Regions from separate parts of the Homo sapiens genome. Here region 1 is linked to region 2. A link is a loop called in an ENCODE intact Hi-C map of the cell type or tissue named here. Cell type or tissue: endothelial cell of umbilical vein. All regions are shown on one strand. Each heading gives the region's core, and the rest is flanking DNA. Links, peaks and the distances in the headings are about the cores only. Region 1 overlaps PPFIBP1 (PPFIB scaffold protein 1). Region 2 overlaps PPFIBP1 (PPFIB scaffold protein 1).

Region 1 (9,986 bases), core at 2,188-7,187, 58 kb after region 2:
CTTCCCAAAGTGCTGGGATTACAGGCGTGAGCCACCATGTCTGGCAGGATTTGCATTTCTTACTAGCTCACAGGTGATGCTGCTGTTCCAAACCACTGAACTAGTACCTGTTTCTCCCTTTAGATCTGGTTTGGGTTTTGTTTTAAATTAATTTTTATGAGTACATAGTAGGTATGTGCCTTTATGGGGTACATGAGATATTTTGATACAGGCATACATCACATAATAATCACATCAGGGTAAATGGGGTATCTATCACCTCAAGCATCTGTCATTTCTTTGTGTTACAGACATTCCAATTCTTTTAGTTATTTATAAATGTACAGTAAATTATTGTTGACAGTTGTCACCCTGTTGTGCTAGCAAATATGATGTCTCTGTTTTTAAGATAGTTTCTCTTTGCTGAGATTGTATTGCTGCACACATTGGCAATCATTGCGTAATTGATTAACCTTCTGAGACAGCTTCTTGGCAGAAAAAAAATAAAAAAACTAAACTGTTGAGAAAGGTATGAGTAATTTGTGTGAAAACATATTCTATTTTCATAATGACCACAGAATACTGTGGCGTTCTACCAGCATAGTCGAATGTATGTGAACATTCTCCCTTTCTCTGAAGATTCCTTCTTTCAAGTGTCTTAGTCTCAGTGAATTGTATCTATCTTGGGTAAGAAGTTCAGGGTTCTCTTTCAAGCCCAAGCATTTTACCTAAAGAAAGCTGAGAAAGCTAGGACAAATGTTATTCTCACAAAAATTTAAAAGAAACTTGCTAATTTTCTTATGGCCTTTCTTTTCTTCACAGGAAGACTGGGCAGTGAGCCTGACCTAAAACATCAGTTAGTCAGCAACCGTGCAAAAAATTATGGTGTCCTGCCAATGCTTTAGCCACCACATCCATGCCCGGAACTTTCCTTGATATTTTACCCCATTCAAATCTGCTCTAAATGGGTCCTGACCAAACTTGAAATATACCCTGAACATATTTCTGTTGGTTACCCACCCCCCGCCCCGGTTTAGTCTCTTACTATAATATTTGAATCTTATCCCCAAGAGCTTGCTTATCTAAAACTTTCCTACATTTATTTTTATTAAGCCATTGGAATAGGAAACCAGTAGCCCAAGAACTCCTGCAAACGGAGCTCATTTCTCTGTTTACATCACCCAACAAATAAGAGGCTTCTCCAGTTTGAACTATGACTTTGAACCCCAGCTTCACTCCTTTGTTGTGGTAGTGATTAATGTATTTCCTGGTACCTTTTTCTTTAGCAAGTCATTCAAAGAAGCATATATTAGCCACTTAGAATCCAGAAATAAATTTGCTATTTTGTGAGAATTATTGGATGGTGAATTTTTTTGTTCTTTAGGATTTTTTTTCTTTACTTTTGAGACAGGTTCTTTATCACCCAGGCTAGAGTGCAGTGGCACAATCACAGCTCACTGCAGCCTTGGGCTCCTGGGCTCAAGTGATCCACCTCAGCCTCCTGAGCAGCTGGAACTACAGGCACATGCCACCACACCCAGCATATTTTGTACAATTTTTTGTAGAGACAGGGTCTCACTATGTGGCCCAGGCTTGTCTCAAACTCCTGGGCTCTAGCGACCCTCCTGCCTTGGCCTCCCAAAGTAGTGGGATTACAGGTGTGAGTCACTGTGCTTGGCCTTGGATGGTGAAGTTGTAATTTTCTAAGGGGTTTTGTCCACCCAAAGAACTCAACTATAACTAGCAGATTTCTGGGTAAGCAAAGAATGGGAAGAAATGGAGCTGGATATTCTGAGCCTTTTATTTTGGACCATAGGTTCATATAATTGGATTATTCATGATCCTTGATTCATGACATATTATCATCATAGTCTTAGATGCAGAGGTCCATGCATGTCCAACTTCATTCATTATTTAGTTCTTTTTTAAAGTGGAATTTTTATTTCTAATTTCTAACAACCAACTTCTCTTTCCTAATTTTTCAAATACCAAAGTTTTATTTGGAAAGTGATCCTAGGAAAGACTTAGAGAAATAAAGAAGAGAACTGATAAATCATGCATTATCAAACAAGTTACCACTCTGAGTAGATCTTAATTGTCTGGATAATTCTGGGAACCAATGTAGATTACATGAATCAGAATTTGCTCTTTCTAGGGGGAAAGTGTGCTGGAGTATTTAAAGCTGATAACTTTAAATATTAAAGGGACATTAATTCTCTAGCATTTTCAGACCACCACATCCAATGGCAGAGGGCTCCCTGAAATCTTGGACAGTTAAAAGTTGGGCTGGCATGCATGGAATTACAGAGGGCACCAATTACATCTGCCTCAGTTAGAAGCTAAACGGTATTATTAATTCATCTGTTTCAAAGGCATTCCCAATTAAATTAGTTCTAAATGAATTTTATGCTTTCAACATTTAGCCAACAATGAGTGGTTCCTTCCCAGTTAAAATAAAGAACTTAAATGGGATTGACATTGGGATTCTTTATGCCTGACAAGCTTTAAAGACCATTGCATAGTTTGATGAGTTTTGGCAAATGTATAAACTTGTGTAACCTATATCTCAATCAAGATACTGACCAGAAATTCCACTGGTGTCTCCTTTCAGTCACTCACCATTTTCTGTAAGTAATTATTGCTCTACCTTCTATCGTAGGTTACCTGTTCTTGAATTTCATATAAAAGTATCATACAGTACATGGTCCTTTCTGTCTGGCTTCTTTTGCCCAACATAATGTTGCATGTATTATTTGTTCCATCTCTCTACTGTAGAATAATATTCCATTGTATTAGAATAATATTTCATTATATTAATTATGTGAGGAAGCCCAGGGAATCTTCCTCTCAGAAATATTTATGAGGACTTAAGAAAGTCTTTTTAGAGACCAGGGGATTTTCTAAAGCTTTTTTATTTAGCCTTTTCATTTTTAAAAATACGTTGACCTAGCCCTGAAAATTAACATAGCTTTGTCAACACAGATGCCTGATAAATTAGGCTGCCTCTAAAATAGCTCAAACCATGGGCAAGGCAGAATTTTAATAAATATGGATGGTCTATTCTTAGTACTTCACCACTTCAGGTTGTGTGTTTCTTACTCTTCTGTGTAGTTCTTTAAAACCCATTTGAAATTTATCGAAACTGATTCTGTGGCCTTGCATATATGCCTTATCCTGGTGAATATAACTTGTAGACTTGAATGTATATTCTGCATTTGTGTGTTTTGTTCTATAAATTGAATTTGATCAAGATGGTTGATAATATTTTCAAATCTTGTGTGTTACTGAGTTTTTTTTCCTACCTTACCTGTCAATTCTAAAGAAGGTTGTAAAAGAACAAATGATAGATGGGACAAACAGAAAAGAAATAGCAGGACAATAGACTTAAATCCAACCTTATCAGTAGATTTAAATCCAACCAGGTCAACCATATCTATATTATGTTAAATATAAGTGGATTAAATTTGTCTAATTCTCCCTTAACACCATCAGTTTTTGCTTCATGTATTTGGAAGCTTTGTTATTAGTTGCAAAAACATTTGTGCTTGTTATGACTTCCTGATGAATTAACACTTATCATTGTAAAATATCTTTCTTTCTAGTCATACTTCCTGATGTGTAGTTTTTAAATAAACCCGCTCCTGCTTTCCTGTGCTTACATATGTATGTTATCTCATTTTTCATCCTTTTACTATTATATTTCTTTATATTTAAAGTCTCTATTAACAGCACATAATTAGGACTTAAAAAACTAATCTGATGATCTCTGGCTCTTATCAGCGTTTACTGCATTTGTACTTAATGTAATTTTAAAAATGTTATTTTAAAAAATTGTTATATTTCAGTAGCTTTAGGGGTACAAGTGGTTTTCAGTTACATGATGAATTGTATAGCGGAAGTCTGGGATTTTAGTGCTTCTGTCACCTGAATAGTGTACATTGTACCTATTTTCATCCTCACCTCCCTCTCACTCTTCCTGCTTCTGAGTCTCTGCTGTTATATACCACTTTGTATGCCTTTGCATACCCATGGCTTACTCCAACTTACACAACACTTAATACGATTATTTATATGCTTCAGTTTAAGTCTACCACTTTGGCTATTGATTTTTCTTTCTCCTATGTGTCCATTGTTCCTTCATTACTGCCTTTGGATTTAATAAAATCGTGGCTGAGTCTGCAGGGTTGTAGGAGCCCAGGAATTCAAGACCAGTCAACTGGCAACATAGTGAGACCTTGTCTCAAAAAACAAACAAAAAGTAAAGGTTCTATGAATTCATATTCTCCACAACACTTGGCTATGTCAATTTTTTTCACTAATTGGTTATAAAACATTATCACATTCCTTTATACTCCTCATTTATTACTGATACTAAGCAGCTTTTCATATTTTTATTGGTTGAAAACATTTCTGCCAAATGATTGTTCATATCCTCATGCCTCCTATTTTTTCATTGATTTCTAGGAATTCTACACTTGGAATACCACTGAACTGGACGATTTTGATTTGACTACTTTTAACTTATTAGAGAAGTCTTTGGCCTTTGATTCTAATGCCAGTCCCTGGCTACCTGTTTAATTTGCAAAGCCTTCCAAATTGGACCCCCTTATCCTACTCCATTTTTCCCCTTAGCACCTACCACCTTCGCCATGTTACATATGTGTTTATTACTTGTATGTACTGTCTTTCCCTGACTAGTACATGTAGGCTGCTACATGATATAGAGATTAAAAGTTAACGTTTTGAACTTTCATAGCAATTTAACATTGTCATCATATTTTTATTAAATGAAGGGATTCGTCTCCAATGAATTGGAAATTTTTAAAGAACTAGTTCTTCACTACTTTGAAAAGCATGGTCTAGATTGTCTCATACCTTCATATAATAGCATTTGAAAGGCTCATTAAATAGAACAGAGAAGAACTCGGTAACTATTGTACCTATCGGACTTGAACTGTTTATGCTCTACACAAAATATAGTTGCTAACAAAGACGAATATTTTTTTCTAATTTAGTGAGATGATATGTTTTTCTAACATGGGCATTACTTTGTGTTATTGGTATTCCCATGTTTATAGCTGAGCCTGGTATGTGTCTCTTTGTTTTATATAGACACATATATAAGTGGTTATTAAATATGTGTCCTGCTTCTTTGGATGGTGCACTGGCTGAGTGTGTGAATAAATTTTTTGGAATGACCTAGGTTCATAACCTAACTTGTTGATTCCTTGTTTCCTGGGTAACCATAGACACATACCTTGAGTATTTTCATGCTGTAGTATTTCCAGATAAATGGTAGTGATATTTTTCACCTTTGGAAGTGAGTAAAGTTCTGGAAAATCCTTAGGTGAAATGACTTTAAATCAAAATAATATTTTACAACAATTATATGGCATTATGTTAGAATGAATGCATAATTGGGAACTCATCCAAGGAGTTGATACCGGAACTATAAATATATTTGTGAAAATAAAGTGGTGAGATTTGGCTGCTTGGAAACAGAGGGCAAAGGTTTCTGGGAAACAGCATGCCCTTTATTTCCCAGGTATTTGCTCTATCACAGTATCTATAACATAGTAAGAGCTTTATTCGGGTCTATTGGGAGAATCTACTGGGTGCTTAGTCTGGTACCTGAAATGCATTAATGAATGCTGAAAATCACATTATCTTGACTTTTTCCTGCCAATGACCAAAGTTTTTGCAAGCATTATCTCAATATATCTTTTAACAGATAAACCAATGAGTAGATTGTGATGTAATTTCAGGATAAACCCATCTTCAGATAGGATCAGGTAAACAGAAATTATGTATTATAGTGGAAGTTAGACAGACCTAGGTTAGAAACTGAACTTCGCTATATTTACTTTGCTGTGTTTCCATGCAAAAATCAAACATCTTTTATCCTCATTTATAAAATGGAGATGAATTTACACATTTTATAGAGCTGTTGACTAAGGATTATGGATAATTTATGTAAATGTGTAGGAAACACTATAGGCACTCAATATGTGATAGCTATGGCTCCACTACAAAATGTTTAGTATCAGTAGGGGTGTATGTGTGTGTTTGTGTGTGTGTGCACATACATTTAGTATATGTGTTAGTGAATCCTTTTCTTAGACAAATCTTAAGCCCTTGTACAGAAAGAAAAAACAAAAACAAACAAAAATAAATGAAATTAAGAGAGCAGAGATTGGGTGGGGCTGGTAAAGGGAGAAAGGAGTCTTGTCTGGCCAGTGCTTGTCATGGCCCTCAGCAAGCTTCCATGGCCATCCCTGTTGCCCTTTACAGAGGCCTAGAGTTCTAGAGAACAGCATGGAAACCATGCTAGTGGATTTTAAACACCTCAAGTGCAAGAATGGAATCTTCTTTATTAACTGATACAGGTATCGCATGTGGTCTTGTGCTACAGTAGGTGATTGGCCACAGCTTGCTACTCCACTACTGAAGTTCTTCTTCCATATTTGACTACACAGCAGAGTTATCATTTGAAGGTGAATTAGAAACCCACTAGCAAGCCTATGTCATTTAATGGATGTAATGATAACCTTATTTTTTTTCAGATCTGGGTTGGAATTTGCCCCTGACAAATAATAAAATGATGAGTGATGCAAGTGACATGTTGGCTGCAGCGTTGGAGCAGATGGATGGTATCATAGCAGGTGATCTGCATCCTGTGAAAGACAGAATCACAACATTTACTCTCCTCACTTGGCTTTTTCACTACAACTTTCATATTATCTTTTCACTTTATTTTCATTTTTTAGACCTATGCCTTTTGCTTCCCTGTAATTTCATCTTTGTTCCTCTTCTCCATTTTCTGCCAGCATTATTCTCAAACATTATTTTAAAGTATCAAAAATTTCAGTTCCATCCTAGGTTTCTAATCAAGGATAAAGAATCTGCATCTCAGGTGATTCTGGTGTAGGTGGTCTGTGGACCATACTTTGAGGGACACTTCTCTACCCAGTGAACATGAATGTTCTGATCTGTTTTCTTGAATTCAAAATTCACTTTCCACCAATGACTCCCGTATCTTTTTTTTTTTTTTTTTTTTGAGATGGAGTCTCTCTCTGTTGCCCAGGCTGGAGTGCAGTGGTACAATCTCAGCTCACTGCAACCTCCGCCTCCTGGGTTCAAGCAGTTCTCTGCCTCAGCCTCCCAAGTAGCTGGGATTACAGGCACCCACCACCACGCCTGGCTAATTTTTGTATTTTTAGTAGAGACAGGGTTTCACCATCTTGGCCAGGCTGGTCTTAAACTCCTGACCTCGTGATCCACTCATGTCGGCCTCCCAAAGTGCTGGGATTACAGGCGTGAGCCACCGTACCCGGCCATATCTTTTTTTTTTTTTTTTTTTTTTTAAGAGAGGAAGTCTTGCTATGTTTCTCAAGCTGAAGTGTAGTGGCTATTTACAGGCATGATTACCTGTGAATAACATGCATAGTGCAGCCTTGAAATGCTGTGCTCAAGCAATCTTCACACCTCAAGTACCTGCGATTACAGGCACACGCCACTGCACTTAGCTCGTTCGCATGTGTTTACCTTCCCAATTCTTTGCTAAGCTTCCAGTTCCTATCTCTAATTTCCAACCAGATATCTGTCCAGAAATGTCCTATGGGCACACCAGTATAATCATTTAATGCATTGAGCTCATTATCTTTCCTCAGAATTTACTCTGATAGTCTTCATCTGGGTTCATTTCATAACCCTTCATCCACAGTTTTTCTAAGCCAGAAATCATTTGGTCCAATATTGGTCCGGAATGGACCAGGTCTAATATTTGTATTTTCTGATCTGCCACTTTCTTATCCATCATCTTCATGAGGCCAGCACACCTCACACCAAAGCCCACCAGGCTCTTTTTCTTTCTATACCCCATGATTGGCCTCCTAGTTACGAACTGGACCATGGATATTTACCACTAACTACATGGTTTTAATTTTTGCACCATGTAACTCTGACTTGGAGAGATTTATGTGATTGAATTCTCTTTTTTCTGTTTCTTTTGATTGTTCCTTACTGTGACTAGACTGGTTTACCGCCTTCGGCTTTGGTATTTTTATCTAACATAAATCCCATTGCTCTCTCTGTGATTTTGTTTAACTTAGGTTCTAAGGCTCTGGAATATTCCAATGGGATTTTTGATTGCCAATCTCCCACCTCTCCATTCATGGGAAGTTTGCGAGCTCTGCACCTTGTGGAAGACCTGCGTGGATTGTTAGAGATGATGGAAACAGATGAGAAAGAAGGCTTGAGATGCCAGATCCCAGATTCAACAGCAGAAACGCTTGTTGAATGGCTTCAGAGTCAAATGGTAGGGTCTGCCTGTTCCAAATTCTGTTATAAATCCTTTGTTGCTTATTCCAAAATTTAGAACATAGAATAGCTGATTAGAACAAGAAAAGTTTAGGGCAACACATGTGCTCCGATTTTATTACTTAAGATATCTTAATTTTCTTTTGACTCTAAGGATAACTTTTTAAAAAGTGCTATTAGTGTACATTTTGTAAATACCAACAACAGGTCACCTGATTCTGCCCATAAAAACAGACTGGCTTTTAGATTGTGCCTGAATGACCTACTGTGGCTTAAATCAAATAGTCCTGTAAGGGAAAGAATCTTGCACATGATAGATGATTTCTCAGTCATATTGGGTTATTCACCATAAAGGATCCAATAGCAATTCTAAATGGAAAGCATGATGAAAGACTTTCAAAAAGCAACAGGATTTACAGCAGTATTTGACCGGAAGTGCCATCTAGTGGTTTATGGCAATCATTTCAGTTCCAGTTCCCGAATTAAATTGTGGAGTTGGGCCTTTAACCCATTTATGCGCAGTGTTCCATTATTGGAACGCTAAGCTTGTGGGAGTTATTTATATCCTGCTCAAAGTCATCGCCAAGGTCTCATTTAAAAAAAAAAAATCACAACCTCCAGCATAAATGGGTTAATGGTGTTACTCACTGAACAATGAGGCCGCTTTCTAGGCATCCTTCTCAAAAATTGAAGATGTGGCAGAGCTACCCTTTGTCTGGGCACGGTTGGAAATACTGTGGTTTTAATCTGTGATGAATACATAAAATCTAAAGAATGTCACAAAAACAGATTCAGTGGAGGACAGAGGAAAGGAGATATTTTGTGCTTAAAGGATATTCAATTTTCAGTAAGATGCACTCATATGCTTATGAGTTAACTGTGTTGATATAAAAGCTAATAAGAATTGTATGAAAGAATCGTGATCTACTTTATGATCTGTGGTAGACATGAAAACCGCTTGCTTTGGGAACCTTAAGAGTACATCCTACAGCTAAAACATTTTCATATGATGTGACACAAATATTAGAGCTCCCAGCCAGTCCTGTGCTGAATACTCTGTGTTCCCACCTGGTTTACCTCTGCGTTTCTGAGAGCGAATAGTACAATCTATCCTTTAGTGGGGGTGCAGCTACACAAACTGGAGTTATTTTACTTGTTAAAACACATAATGCCTTACTATTATACTTTCTATTTGCTCTACAGATTTCTCCTCCAGAGACTTAAGGGTCCAGGTTTGCTGATTTCTTTGGGGATTGCTTCATGCTCTGTACTTGGTGTTTCCTGACATATTCCTTAGTCTATTTCAATGTCCTATCTCACCCCTTCTTTACTCCATGTTCTTCTGACCATTTAGCATGCAGTGAAAAAGGAATTTACTATTGTTAGAAGAACGTATTTCTATCCCACACCCAGAGGCCACCAATGGCAATAGTAGCCGAAGCGTACCTGTAGTTCAGCTTTTGACATGTGTCTAAAACATGTCCATTAACATGTGCTTAATCTGTTCTGTGAAAGTATTTTCAGAAATGATAAAAAGTAATGATGGTTACATCTGAATATAAGTTAGATCATGACACTCACTCCTTTTTTCAGAAACTACCAGTGGCATCACATCTTACTCAGAGTAAAAACCACAGTGCTTACTGTGGGCTGCAAGGCCTCGTAGGATTTGCCCCCCATGACTTTCT
Region 2 (9,986 bases), core at 2,392-7,391:
CCTGTGTTCTTTCCCAGTGAATTTATCAATAACCCATCTTGTTGCTGACCACTTTTAAACAGATGAAGTTCAACCATGAATGAACCCAGGGATTTTTACTAAACTTTCTGGACCTGTTTTTCCAACTACATTGTATATGTATTCACCAAGAGGTTCCATAGGCTTTTTGAACTCAAATGTGATAAAAATTTAATTATGCACCCCCTGCCACTTTATTTTATGTCTTCTGAATTCTCTGTTACCACAGAGAAAAAGGTCAGAAACCAGAGTCATAGAGTCATCAGTGATGTCTGCTTCTTCATGCCCCAACTGAATCCCCTAAATGCTTTTCTCAGTTTTACTCTTCCCTGCATTCTCACTGCTAGTTCATGGCCCTGAAACCATAATTGCATCCCCTGCCTCCAAATTCATCCTCTGGTGTGGTCTCCAGAATGATCTTTTTGAAATTCTAATTTGATGTTGATTTTTCTCCCGCTTTAAAGCCTTCTGCAGTGGGCTCTGAACCTTTTTCATCAGGGTACTGCTGTCATCAAACTTGTGAGCATCTCCTTCAGTATGTATATTTATTATAAATAATACACACATTATTGCACTGATATATTAAATACTGTAAACACACCTACAAAGTAGAAGTCTCGTATTATCTTTCATACAACACAAATAGTTGTATGGCTATACATAAATAGTTGGATGGCTGACTATGCCTTCTGGTCTGACTGCTGAGGCACTCTTTAATTCACCCCTCTGCTTTCCTGCCCACTGGCTCTCTGTCAAAAAGTCTCCCTTCCTCATTCTCACATGTTCCTACTCACCTCAATCATTCCTGTGCATATATCTACATTTTTTTGTTTGTTTGTTTTTGAGACGGAGTCTTGCCCTGTTGCCCAGGCTGGAGTGCAATGGTACAATCTCGGCTAACTGCAACCTCTGCCTCCCAGGGGGTTCAAGCAATTCTCCTGCCTCAGCCTCCCGAGTAACTGGGATTACAGGCACTGGCTACCATGCCCAGCTACTTTTTTGTATTTTTTAGTGGAGACAGGGTTTCACCATATTGGACAGGCTGGTCTCAAACTCCTGACCTCATGATCCACCTGCCTCGGCCTCCCAAAGTGCTGGGATTACCGGTGTGAGCCACCGCGTCCAGCCTACATTTTATACAGTTTCCAAGTTTAGATATTTTAGATCCTGTTCTCCATGGTCTTTAGCATTATAGCCTTGATAATTTCTTAATTTTATTGCTTTGACTTCCCCAAATTAATTAAACCATTTACCATCCCTCTAATAATGGATATTCAGATATTTCCAATTAGTTATTGTTATTTAGAGTTCTACAACATCGCCACCGGTGAGAGTTAGGATTTTTTGTGTGTTTTGGTATATGTAAAATGGTAACTCATGGCTGTTTAATATGCATTTTTGGTTACCATTGCAGATGAAATTTTCACCATATATTTATTTTCTTTCCCAATAAGACTAGGATTTCAATTTTTTTCTTAAAATATATACACTTAAATAAAGTTGTATTTTACATACTATATAGTAATCATTCCTTTATCGAATATGCAGTTCTGTTAGCTTCCCTAATAATAAAATAGCTGGATACTATTCTGCCTATTTGTTGGATGAGAAAACTTGAGGCTTAGCTAGGCTAAGTAACTTGACAGATCATATAGCTAAAAGTTGTGGACATGGGGTATTAAAAGTCAGGCTGATTGATTTCAAATTCTACCCTCTAAGTCATCTTGCTTGCTTCCTTTGACAAAAACAATACCTAATGTTTATAATAAAATTATAAAGTACAGATAAACAAAATGAAAAATTAAATCACATTTAATTAATCTGAAATCCTGCCACACAGTAACAACCACTGTCAACATGTTGTCATATGATAGCATACCTCAGAGGGAGACACAAGACCCACTGACTGGGGGTGGGAAGGGTTTTGAAAAAATGTACATAAGGCCAAGGTGGGCAGATCATGAGGTCCGGAGATCGAGACCATCCTGGCTAACACAGTGAAACCCTGTCTCTACGAAAAATACAAAAAAAAATTAGCCGGTTGTGGTGGCGGGCGCCTGTAGTCCCAGCTACTCGGGAGGCTGAGGCAGGAGAATGGCGTGAACCCGGGAGGCAGAGCTTGCAGTTAGCCGAGATGGCACCACTGCACTCTAGCCTGGGCGACAGTGAGACTCTGTCTCAAAGAAAAAAATAAAAATAAAAAAATAAAAAAATAAAATGTGCATATACCTCTCCTTTCATCTCCCCTCCCACATCTCTCTCTAATTAAAGATGTTACTGGTAGTAGACTGCTCTGGGATCTGTGATGAAGGGGAAGAAGAAAGTGTTGAAAACCATATTCTTCCTGACTTTTATGTGTGTGTATATTTATGAAAAAGCAGATCCTTTAGTATATTATGAGGGTCCTTCTGTGTCATGAATTATTGGTAACCACTCCTGTAACCTGGTTCTGCTTAATATTCTGATGGATGTACCTCAGTGTACAAACATTGGATTGTTTCCATTTTTTAATTATAAATATTATAACATTCTTGTGAAAGGAGTATATATTCATCGTTGCTCATTTTTCCAGGTTTTTCTTGTAAGTCTAATAAATGTAGAATGAAGGGCCAAAGGCTATTATATTTTTAGGGCTTTTGATGAGCATTGTCAATTGCCAATTTACCCACCGAAAAAGCATGTATCAATCTGGTCCGTGGTAAAATGAGAGGGAAAATGGGGGAGGAGATGAACCCACCAATCCATTTTTTTTTCCCTCAAACACACATGATGCAGAGAACATGGTTGTAATCTGACAATGAAAATGTGCCTATTCCATGTGGGGCATTTTATGGGAAAGAGTCTCTACTGTTCTTGCTGGGTCAGTAATGATAGAATTCATAATGAGCCAACCCACTTTTCAGACCTATGATGACCTCACTGGGGTGTGTTAGTTCCTGCAGTTCTACCGACATGATAAAGTGTTATATACCAGTGGGCTGAAGTCATTGTTTTTATTCAATCACTATACAAATTTCACATTAGTTCAGAATGGCCTTTCACAATGCTTGTGGGATCTCAGTGGTTTGACTTCATATTTTTTGAGTGATATTTGCAGTAACACATTGGTTAGTGATTTAGTGGAAATACTTGATTTTACAGGATTTCTTAGGTATGGGTGCCTGAATTTTGAGAGTGGCGCAGTCATTTCTCTCACATTTTCAAAAAGATAGAACATATTTCAGGACATTTATAGAATGCTTTTTTCCTCTGAGGACATGATGACTGACTGTAATCCGCAATCTCTGATTTCTACCCTGATGCTTCAAGAAATGTACAAATAATGAGAACATCTACTCTAAAGTTCTTGCCCCCAACTGAATTGAAACCCACTGTTTAAATATATTGTTATGTAATTTTTATGCTATAATTCATATTTTTATATAGTTTTAATACATTGTTATGTAAATTTTGCACTTCAGTCCATATTATTCTCATATAAAATAAAGTTTTAAAGTATTTGCCACAAAGAAAAATTGGTATATAATTGGTATACCAGGAAGCTGAACCATGTTCTTTCCTTCACTAGGCTGCCAGTACAGTCTCACACAGCATATTACTCTACATATGTTTACTTTTATATAAAACTTTATGGCAGACTTTAATCATTTCAGTCAATTCAGTCAAAATTTTCAAAGAATGACAACTTTTGAATTCCACAATTGCTCAGAATCTTTGAATTAGGATTTTACTGTGGAAAATAAAAATAATTTGGCAGTATTGGCAAAGAAAGCAAGCCATTACTAAACACTTCAAATATGATTGCAAAGCAACATGTTAATTTAAAAACATGTGGGCCTGTTTGATGTAATATGTCAATAGATATTGCAAATACTAAAATTTTGCAACCTCGAGGGAAATTGACTACAGTGACTTTTATTTTGGCATGGAAAATGGGTTCACTGAGGACTTTGGGACATGGGATTATCAGATTATTCATTGAGCTAGTATTTACAACACAGTGCTTAGTACTGTGGGAACACAGAAAAAACTGCACACTAAACCCTTTAAAGCATAAGGCATGAATCCCAAGCCCTCATCCATCCTTAGATTTGCAGATATACCATAACATGTAATTTCTTCATCTCTTTAATGTCTATTTATTTTATTGGCTAAGGGCTATCACTTTCTTGTACCACTTGATCTTCACTTTCATTGCTAGGACTGACCGCTGGCTTTTTTCTAACAATCCCACAAAGAAATAAGTTTGAAGTTTGCTCATAAGAGTTACTAGATAGTCAGAAAACAAAGCTTTCTTGGAATGCAGATGTTTATTGGTTGGCTGGGCTCCATGTAACTAACACAGCCCAAGCTTGTGATTTGAATTTGCTTCTCAGCTAAGTTAGCTCTACTTGTCAAGGACTCTTCATCTACAATTTGAAAATGCCAAGCATCTATTTGAAAGAATCTGTTATTTGAGAAACAATGTCTTATTGAGAAAGCAAAACAGACTTTTGGAATATTTAAACAGTGAACATTAATACATGATTAAATACCCGAATGAATGGGTGGTGGAAATAGTAACGGGTGTTGGCAATGAGAGAAAAGGAAGACTACATAGGGACATAATATGAAAAGGCTTCATGATTTGGGCAAGATCTAAGAAGCCAAAACCATATTTGAGCCACAAATATGGTTTTGAGTGTGTTGCTAGTATAGGTTTTGATGTTGGTAGTAGAGGAGAAAATAGGGTCTTTAACAAAGGGTACAGAATGAGTATGGCCTCAGAAACAGGAGTAGATATGATATACTGAAGAAAAAGCCGGCCATCCTGGAGGCATGAAGACCAAACATGGAAGGAGATGAGGTTGGAAAAGTTAGAAAGACAAGATGTGGAAGGTCTTTAAAGTCAAACTCAAGGATCTAGACTTTACTCTGCAGACATTGAAAACCAGTTGGAGACTAGCGTGATTAAAAAGAAGGTTAAAAGCCGGCGGGTGCAGTGGCCCATGCCTGTAATCCCAGCATTTTGGGAGGCTGAGATGGAAGTACTACTTGAAACCAGGAGTTAGAAACCAGCCTGGGTTACAAAGTGAGACCTCATCAGTACAAAAAAATAAAATAATAAACTAGTCAAGCTTGCACACCTGTATTCCTAGCTACTCAGGAGACTGAAGCAAGAGGATTGCTGGAGCCCAGGCTTTCGAGGCTGTAGTGAGTTGTGATTGTACCACTGCACTCCAGCTTGGATGACAAAGTGAGACCCTGTCTCTTAAAAAAAAAAAAAAAAGCCCAAAACAACAAAAAGATTAAGACCATCTCTGCACATGACTTGGTGATGAGTAATTTAGTGCTATGTTTTCTCTCGATTTATTTGGAATCATATAAACCTATCTTTCAGTACAGAAGGGCACTGAGTCACATTTAGGTGACATATTTCCTCCCAAAATCCCAGAGAACTTCAGGAAGTGGTGGGGGTGATTCAGCAAGGGGACATCTTCCTGACCATGTGATGGTTGTGGCTGGATAGAGCTCTTTTTGCCAGGCTATGAGAACAATCTTTCCGTAAAGTCTGTTGATGCTTACTCAACGTTTTCTCAGATGGAAACTTGGTGGGGGGTAAGACTAGATGGGAACAAACTTGGAAGATTTAGAGTCTCTCTGCTAAGTCTTCCTCCTGAAGCCTTTCTGAAGGGCCTGAACTTCCTGGAGAGGCCTTACTTACCAAGGAAAAGATAGATATTGGTCAGTTAGCTTGATTCTTTGATTACTTATGCTAAAAAATAAAGAATGATAAGCTTTTATATTCCCAGTACCCCAAGATTAGCTCTAATCTTAGATGGGTCTTAAAAGTCCATGGAAGTCCATGTATAGTCTTATTTTTGGTATCTTAACCTAAATTATGCAGAGGTATATTTTACTGGATTGACCTAACATAACTAACAGACCTTTTGAGATTTTATTTTGTATAATTTATAAAATGGAAAGTATTATCAACGTAGCATAAAGATTAAGAAATGAGCTCAGGAGCTGGACTGCCTGGGTTCTGGTCCTGATTTCTCCACTACTTAACCTTGGACAAGTTATTTAACCCCTCTGCCTTGATTATCTCATTTAGAAGGTGGAAATAATTTACTTCTTTCCTAGGATATTTGTCAGAATTAAATGAACAGATTTGTTGTTTATTTACTAAGAGCAAAGCTCTTAAAATATTCCCTGGTATATAAGTTCCCAACGAATATCACAATTAGTGTATCATAAATGAAAAAATTAAAGCAGTTAAAGGTTAAGTGACTTAGGTAATTATCCAGCAACATGACTATACCAGGATTAGCATTTCTTATTTTAAGACAGTCTACTGAAGTAGCAGGCTTTTTAGACCAGAGGTCAGCAAATCTTTTCTTAAAAGGCCAGATATAAACATTTTATACTTGTGGATCTTATGGTCTCTGTTGCTACTACTCAACTCTGTTATTGTGTCTTGGAAAAATCAACCACAGACAAAATGTAAATGTATGGGTGTGGCTGTGTTCCAATAAAATTTTATTTACAAAAACAGGTGGCAGACCCACATTTGGCCTTCTTACAGACCCTTGCTTTAGACACTTAAGTCATATCTGAAAGGAGACTATAGATTCCATTTCATTTTGAAGGCTGAGATATGGCATTATGTATTATGATAAACAGAAACTTTGATTTTTAATGATTGTTTAACATGTTAGTCTCATGATGGTCATACTTTAGGATAGCAAAGGGATTTAGAAAATAAGCAATAGTAACAAATGTGTTTTTTATCTCAAAGAGATCCATAGAAATCACTTATTTAACAGTTGGAGAATTATCTTGGAATTTGAGACCTGAGGTTGTGGGCAGGATGTTAAGAGTTTGTTTGATTAAATGGACCCAAATATAGACTGGTTTCTTTTTTGCTTCTCTATGTATGGGATAGGTTTGTGAGTCAAATAACAAGCTATTTGTATTTATGCTTGTCATTTCACTAAGGGTTTTTCTTCTAGAAATGCTGTTTGCATGGGTTTGGATTTTTTTATGGCTTACTTTTCAGTTCGATAATGTGTTCTTGTTTTCAAATTAAACTTGTCATTGAGATTTTTTGCGAGTGGCTATGTTGGTTAGTTAGTATTTATAGCTTAAGTCTGTTTCTGAGGAAATGACTAAAGTCTCTTCATTTGATCAAAACTGTAGAACAAAGAACATCTTTGACTTACTTAAACAAGTCCTATGATGAAAACTCAAAAAATATAATGGTTCATGTTTATAAATGTTTTTGTGTATTCAGTCCTGGTTAGGCCAAATAATCAGAGCTCTGTGCTGAGGGAGGGATTGAATATACTCAGTGCCTGTTAGTTAATGTGAATTTCTCTGGAGCACATTCAGGCAATACTTATTTTCTCATAATCCTCCTCCCATCTCTGCCCCATCCCCCACCGCTTTTTTTTTCATTTAACATATTGTTTTGAATTGGATTTTATAGAACATAGGTTTTTGTCTTCTTCTTCTTTTTAAACTATTCTACTAATTTTCTCCTTTCTTATTCCTAGCCAAGAGCCCTGATCCAGGTGAAGCGTGTAAACCTTGCACATGGAATTCCCAGCAAAGAGGCTGGTGGGGATCGGGACAGGGCCTGGGAAGTGACTGACTTGCAGAAACCCGCCATGTCTTGTTCTCTGCTGGAGACCTTTGCTTATCCATCTTGTGAACATCTGCAGCCTCCCCCTGCAGCCTAATCTTGCCCTCTTACTGTTGACTCAGTCCTCATGGAAGTGTAGGTGCCCTTCCTTCTGCTCATTACGTTCCAGAGCAGGAGATGAGGGGGCTAAGTAGGGAAGAAGAGAAGGCCCAGCTCCTGTCTGCTCAGACCCGGACTGACCTCTGCCCTGGGGCTCAGGCTGGGACTTGTATTTTACCATAAAGGCCCTATGACAGGTGGCGGTTGGATTTTGGTGTTAGATCAGCTGTGTTGTGGACTGACTGGGATTTTCTGCACTAGATTTTAATCTAATTATTCTTTGGTAACATTGATTGTTTCAGCTCTTTCATAAACAGCTCAAGGCACCACTTCTCCAACTAAATCTTGTGTCTAAGTCTGAAACAGATGAAAGTGAAATCGCTGTGCCCATGGCTGCACATCCACTCACTTCTGCCTCTGCTCTCTGAAGCATCTTAGGGTGGGAGTCCTAGGAGCTCACTTTGAAAACTGCTCATTAACATGACTGTTTACTTTCAGAGCGCACCCTAGTCTTAAAATTGAGCTTGCCTGTTTACATATAATAAGTTGCTTAAAATTTGCTGGGATTGGTGTGTATATATGGGCCATATATGAAGCCAGTGGTAGGAGAAAGAGGAATGGACAGATACTTACCTGATGTGATTTGATGGGGTGTTGAGAAATTCCACGATGAAAATCCACACCCCCATTCATTCCTGAAATGCCATAGCCAGTAATGCATTTTATTTCACTGTTAAGCACCTGCCTTTTCTGAAGCTTTTTTTTTTTTTAATAAAAAATGTCCTCATGAAGGATATCCATTAAGTTGTTGCAACCTTGGAGCTGATCCTTTTGCTTCCCTACTTGATTAAACATCTGGGGTTAATGAATCCTCACAAGGACAGATAGAAGGAAGGAAACAGCCACATCCATACGTCATAATTTTGTCTAGAACTGGCCCTGACTCTTTATGCATTTGTAAAACATGTATGGGAATATCTCTGGTATTTAACTTGGAGACACCTTGCTTTCTCCTTTGGATGCAGTTAGTTCTGAAGTATTTGAAGAGAGGGCATCTCAAAAGGAACGTTCACTGTTCTTAAATATTCTTTTAGTACCAAAATATATTTTATTACTGTATCATGGTGAGGATATATGTTCCTGTATATACTAGTGGGGATTTTCCCCTAAGTATGAGTTATTCAAGAGATAAGAGAATCAAAAATGCAAGTCTGAAAAATAGTGTATGTATTTCTACATATTTTATACAACTTGTTCCTGTTGGACAACAAAATAATAAATTGTGGACATTTCCCATTTTTTTTTACCTTAACGACAAAATATTGCAAAACCGTGGTTCATTCATTTACTCAACAAACATTCATAGAGTACCTACCATGTGCTACTACTACTTTGTGCTATAAAAATTAATGATGGTGGCTTCAGCAGAAAAATTAGTCATCAGGGAATATTTGAGGTTGTCCAGTAACTGAGGAAGGAAGGGAGAGAAGGGTGGAGTGCTGGACGGGGAAGAAGGAAGAAGGAGGATAGGAGAGAAAGGATGAATGGAAGGAAGTCCTTAACACGTTTTGTTGTTTTTAATTACACTCATGTTATCTAGTTTAATATTCTTTATATAATCAGCCATTTGCCACTTTTATTTTTTCTGATGTGCTATAATTTTAACTTGTCGTTTTTGTATTTGTTTCTTTTCAGTATAAAAGAACGTGTGGATCACTTTGCTGAGTACATCCAAGATTTGAAGAACTGAAATAAATCAGCTTTAAACCTGCTTTTTAAAAATGTAAGTGAACTCACTTCTGGCCATGGTTCATTTCAGACTCTCTAAAACCTGCAATTTCCTCTCAGTGTGTGTGAATTTTTTTCCAGGAGTAAAGTTACTTGACTCTAGTGAGTCTACTCATTAAGTCTAGGAGTGTTTGTATCTGCTCGCCCTTTTAAAACCTGTAAATTCTAAGAGTAGTATGAATAACATAGGTGGCTGTAGGATTTAGACGCGGTGTGGCAGGCAGTGAGCAAATCTTCATTTGGCACTGAGAAGGAAGACACAGACTTGGTAGAACATAAAATAAAAAGCACAGCCCTCTTCTCGAGTCCTTCATCACTCTTCACCTCACAGACCATTTCACTACCTTATCTACACCAGCGAGAATTGCTAGTTGACCCATTAATGACCCAGTAGGCTTAGAATATGAGGTATTGGTTTCTCACAGGCATATTTACCCACTTTCTCCCTATTTCT

The links. Peaks named below come from ENCODE experiments on the same cell type or tissue, not always from the same donor. Only the 100,000 strongest peaks of a DNase experiment are listed, where the experiment ranks them.
Region 1: it touches region 2 in a loop (3-fold over the local background); 7 of 110 quality-filtered maps call a loop at or near these places.

Annotation. Positions count from the first base shown.
Region 1 is chr12:27,626,820-27,636,805 of GRCh38, forward strand. PPFIBP1 (PPFIB scaffold protein 1) reads left to right here. Exons shown (of 30, transcript NM_003622.4): 3 at 6,543-6,641; 4 at 8,091-8,296. The coding sequence starts at 6,578. Among named protein-coding and RNA genes, the nearest start is that of REP15, 65 kb to the right of the region's middle. In endothelial cell of umbilical vein, for the core only: no CTCF peak of the experiment used is centred there; no DNase peak of the experiment used is centred there; H3K27ac peaks cover 1,092 bases.
Region 2 is chr12:27,568,713-27,578,698 of GRCh38, forward strand. PPFIBP1 (PPFIB scaffold protein 1) reads left to right here. Exons shown (of 30, transcript NM_003622.4): 2 at 9,440-9,527. Among named protein-coding and RNA genes, the nearest start is that of PPFIBP1, 50 kb to the left of the region's middle. RefSeq lists an enhancer at 5,304-5,598. In endothelial cell of umbilical vein, for the core only: no CTCF peak of the experiment used is centred there; DNase peaks (open chromatin) are centred at 2,949, 5,479 and 7,119; H3K27ac peaks cover 4,179 bases.